Linked DNA regions of Homo sapiens: region 2 is linked to region 1. Evidence: read pairs that join two places in POLR2A ChIA-PET (ENCODE). Cell type or tissue: endothelial cell of umbilical vein. All regions are shown on one strand.

Region 1 (2,500 bases):
AATATTCCTTGACTAAGAAAAATCATATTGCATCTCAGTGGTTCATTTGCTGTGTATGCTTGTGTGGTGAGATGTAAATAGTCTAAGCTGTATAATGAAAGAGTGGTCGGAGCAGGATGAAACTGGTCAGAAAAGACTTTCATTTATTCATTTACTATGCAAATATATGTTCAGCTCCTCTTATATGCCAGGCACTAGGGCACTGGAGATACAAAGGCAAAAGACATAGCCCTTCCTGGGAAGACCTTACATGCTGGCAGGGAAAAGATTATAATACGAGTGTATGTGCAACATGAATTGGGAACTTAGAGAGGAAGGAATCCCAAAGTCTTACTGGGGATGTCAGATGTCACAGGGCGTGTAACACTTGAAGGTTACACAGGAATTTGCCATAAATAGGGTTTCTTGGAGGTATGTTTTCACCTGAAAGAAATGAAAGATAAGCATTGCTATAGAGCAGTTAGAAGGTCAAGGTGGCACATAACAAACCTAAACAGATTCTGATAATAAAGGTTAGAGGAGTCGTTGTTCCCCTTCTTCCTCTGGGGCCCACTTCCTGCCAGGTCATTTCAGTGCATAGTAACAGAGGCACATGATGTTGGTGCGGAGGCTTTCATCGTCCTTCGTGGATGCTTTTGGCAGGGCCTTGCATACTATGTGTGTGAATTGTTGCGTGCTAATGGCAAGATGACATACGACAGAACTTTCAAGCCAGATAATAAGGGGCTTTGCTATGAGAGCAGTGGAATGACAGGAACTATTGTGTGGATTCTGAGATAGCCTGACTTGGTGGGTCCTGGTATCAACATTTTAGAGAAGGAAAGACTAGAAAACATCTTGTCCAATCTCCTCATTTTATAGGTTAAAAAATAAAAAGTTACTGAGAATGCCAAGATCTTAGCAACCACCTTCTTCATGAATAAATTATTGAGTGTGATAGTTTTGTGTAGTGGTGCTCTATAAACCTTAATGGGAAGATTCATTTTGCTCATCTGGCTGGCAGAGAAGTCCTGCTTAGTTACCTAGCTCTAGCTCATGTGTTTCTTATGTTTATATAGTCAAAGGTCAAAAGCTGACTAAGAACAGACGAGTTCTTTCCTTTTGCATCATTTTTCAACTTTTCAAAGGGCTTAAAATAAACTATCATTTTCCACTATTTACTTAAGGGATTTGTTTTGCAGTATCCGTAGTTCTTGGTAACCTCCCCCCGCACCCCACCACTACCACCCCATTGTACTTATGAAGTGCACAATCTGATTCTTACTCATCTATCAACATCTAAGGAATGCTAGTGTTAATATGTATGGTTTAAGTCACCCAAAACGGAATAAGAATGTTGAATTGGCCAGTAATGTTTGTGACTTTCCACAAATATCTTACATGTATAGAATCAGGAAATCACTCCTCCTAAGACAGAGATGATAGACAAATTTATCAAAGGAAAGAGAGTCTGCCCTTACTTTCTCAGGGACCATACCTACAGCAGGGTGTGAAAGGCTGGCTTCTAAGATAACCATAGCAGGCCAATTTGACTTTGTGTAAGCATGTGACGCAGGGGAATGGAAAGTGGTAGGGCTAGCATCATTTAATAAACATGTACAGTGGTTACAGAAATTCCAAGTTTAGCTAAAGGCCTCCAGCAACAAGTGTCATGGTGTATCTAAATAAGAAGAGTCATGAAACGCAATATGAAATTATCTATTAAAAATATTGGCCAGGCATGGTGGCTCGTGCCTGTAATCCCAGTATTTTGGGAAGCTGAAGTGGGAGGATCACTTGAGGCCAGGAATTTACCATCAGCCTAGGCAACATTGTGAGACTCCGTCTCTACAAAAAATTTAAAAATTATCCAGGCATGATGGCATATGCCTGTAGTCCCAGCTACTTGGGAGGCTGAGGTGGGAGGATTGCTTGATCCCAGGAGTTTGAGGCTGCAGTGAGCTATGATCATGCCACTGCTCTCCATCTTGGGCAACAGAAATGAAAGCCTGTGTCAAAAAAAAAAAAAAATCAGTTTACTCCAACTGAGGCTTAATCGGGTTATGCAAGTAGGCTATCTTTGTGAATATTGATTTTGCTTAAAAATAAGAGAACCACTCAGAAAATCTTTGTCATTTTTATGGAATTTCCCAGGAAAACAGTACATATATGTACTGAAAGAAAGCTGGAAACGAAAGAGAGAAGGAGAAAGAAAGAGAGGTGGGAAGGAGGAGAAAGAAGAAGAAGGAGAGAAAGAGAGAGGAAAAGAAGGAAGAAGAGAAAGAATGAATGAGGGTAAGTATTTTAGTTTGAAACCAAGGAGTAATTTCTCTTAATAAATGAACTTCCTTTTCTTTTTTTTTAAACAATTTTGCATGTTTAAAAATATTTATTTTTTTCCTTCACTTTTTTTTTTGTCAATTATACTTTTTTTTTAATACTTTAAGCTCTAGGGTACATGTGCACAACGTGCAGGTTTGTTACATATGTATACATGTGCCATGTTGGTGTGCTGCACCCA
Region 2 (2,500 bases), 180 kb before region 1:
TCTGAGCCTCTACCCAAAGAAAAGTAGACTTTTTTCCCTTTAGTTCCTTCCAAGGCTACTCCCATAGGAAATAACGCATGCTACTTGAGACCTTCTACTCTAAAGCCAGCTGTAAAAGGGTGGATAACAGTTCCATATTTAAATAAGTCACCAAAAATGCAGAAATGTTTTTAGCATAAGTTTCTCTCTGTCAAGAGAATACACCTCACATTTTGGTATCTCATCAAGCTGAATTTCTTCCCCCATGTCAGACAGGTAATGTGTGCACAATGCAACAAGGTTTGAGAGAGGCCTGTCTCACACAGTGTGAAAACCCAATCATCAGGCTTATGATCCACAAAAGGATCTCAGCAAGCTTAATTTAATCTAAAGTCAGGTGGTCTGGATCATTAAGAAAATCTGGGGCAGGGAAAATGAATTACTCAAGTTATCAAAATCCCTTTATAACTGAAAATTTATACTGTTCTAGGAAAACGCATTTATTTTTTAAATTCTCTTTTTAACCTGTATGATACTGGGCATTCCTCAACTCTGCTGTATTTGATTACCAATATGTTTTCATCTATTTTAAATCTTATCAGAAATTTCTTAATGTTTTTGTCTAACAGTTTCCCACCTCAATTTCCAGCTCTGCTATGAATTTGTTTTTATTTTTAATGAATTTAATTAATTACTTTACTTTTAAGAAACAGGGTGTCGGCCGGGCGCGGTGGCTCACGCCTGTAATCCTAGCACTTTGGGAGGCCGAGGCGGGTGGATCACGAGGTCAGGAGATCGAGACCATCCTGGCTAACATGGTGAAACCCCGTCTCTACTAAAAATACAAAAAATTAGCCGGGTGTGGTGGCGGGCGCCTGTAGTCCCAGCTACTCGGGAGGCTGAGGCAGGAGAATGGCATGAACCAGGGAGGCAGAGCTTGCAGTGAGCCGAGATCGTGCCACTGCACTCCAGCCTGGGCGACAGAGCCAGACTCTGCTTAAAAAAAAAAAAAAAAAAAAAAAAAGAAACAGGGTGTCACTCTGTCATCCAGGCTGGAGTGCAGCGGGCGCAATCATACCTCACTGCAGGCTCGAACTCCTTGGCTTAATCGATCCTCCCACCTTAGCCACCTGGGGTAGCTGGGGCTACAGGCATGTGCCACCATGCCAGGCTTTGAAATTTTTATGTCTTTTGTCATTTCAATGAGTTTTGGGAGAAAGAAGGAATCAACAGGTATGTATATATTTACTCAACCATTCTGAGCTAGAAATCAAGAGACTTTTCATTGTAGCTCGATTATAAACCTCAATTTATATTGCTCTAAAACTCATTTCTCTCTGATTGCTCAAAACTTAAAAAGATCTCAAGATACCACTGTTTAGTCCAGCCTATAAGAACATGGTTAAACTGTTAATTGCAGTTATTAAAAACCATCCATTCTTCCCTTTAAACATCTTTAAATATGAAAGTTCTAGAAAGTCCCTCAGTGGCCTCTCCAGTGCCTATTTCTTTAGTCACACAGTTCTTTCTGAAGAGACACAATTATTCATGTTAATAGCATCCTCAGATATCTCTGAACACTTTCATTTGAAATAAAAGTTGGAGACTTAAAGTTTTTTTTTTGTTTTTTTTTGAGACAGGGTCCCACTCTGTTGCCCAGGCTCGAGTGCAGTGGTACAATCCAGCTCACTGCAGCCTTGGCCTGCCAGGCTCAACAGATCCTCCTACCTCAGCCTCCCTGGTAGCTGGGACTACATGTGTGCCCCACCACACCCAGTTAATTTTTATATTTTTTGTAAAGACGGGGTTTCACCATGTTTCCCAAGCTGGTCTTGAACTCCTGAGCTCAAGTGATTGCCCACTTTGGCCTCCCAAAGTGCTGGGATTACAGGCATGAGCCACCACACCCATTCAGTGCCTTAAGTTTGAAACCTACCTATCTAGTTCAATCTTGATTTTTTTATAGATGAGAAAAATAAAGCTCAGAAGAGTCTAAAAATATTTTTCTGTGATATACCCTATTATCCTTTGTACTACTAGCTTATTTCCTTTAGAACAGCATTTCCTAGTCTGTTTTCAGGTGATAATCCTTCACTGTTTATTATAAAAATTTTAATCTTTAAATTCTTTCTTTTCTGGTTTATAAGCCATAAACAAATTCTGAAAACTAGTATGACTGGTTCTGAGTTCATGTAATTTATATGTGGCAGTAAACTTTATTGAAGATATTTCTCCAGTCTTCCACAGTTCATGTATTCCACCAACATTCAAAGTCAAACCAGAAGACTCGCTCTGTTTTTAGGACTGTCACAACCTAGAGGTGCCATCTAGCTGCACTATTTTTCAGTGTACAATAGCTTTCTAGCTGCCTGAAGGTCAGAACTAAAGGTATAAACATTCACTTTAGAAACAAATTATGTGTACCTGTAAGGGCACTATCCTAAATGTACAGGTGTTTTGTGATCATCTGCTTTTATAATAGAAACCTAATGTTTACAGTGCTTTAGAAAATGGAGGACCA

The links. Peaks named below come from ENCODE experiments on the same cell type or tissue, not always from the same donor. Only the 100,000 strongest peaks of a DNase experiment are listed, where the experiment ranks them.
Region 2: POLR2A ChIA-PET joins it to region 1 with 11 read pairs; 2 of 35 experiments call an interaction of 5 or more read pairs at or near these places.

What each region holds. Positions count from the first base shown.
Region 1 is chr18:9,093,542-9,096,041 of GRCh38, reverse strand. No RefSeq gene overlaps it. Among named protein-coding and RNA genes, the nearest start is that of NDUFV2, 7.9 kb to the left of the region's middle. RefSeq lists enhancers at 480-549, 600-689. In endothelial cell of umbilical vein, no CTCF peak of the experiment used is centred here; a DNase peak (open chromatin) is centred at 1,201; H3K27ac peaks cover 1,602 bases.
Region 2 is chr18:9,275,825-9,278,324 of GRCh38, reverse strand. All of the region lies in intron 11 of ANKRD12 (ankyrin repeat domain 12), which reads right to left. LOC124904369 (small nucleolar RNA U13) reads right to left here and starts at 346; the gene lies at 246-346. In endothelial cell of umbilical vein, no CTCF peak of the experiment used is centred here; no DNase peak of the experiment used is centred here.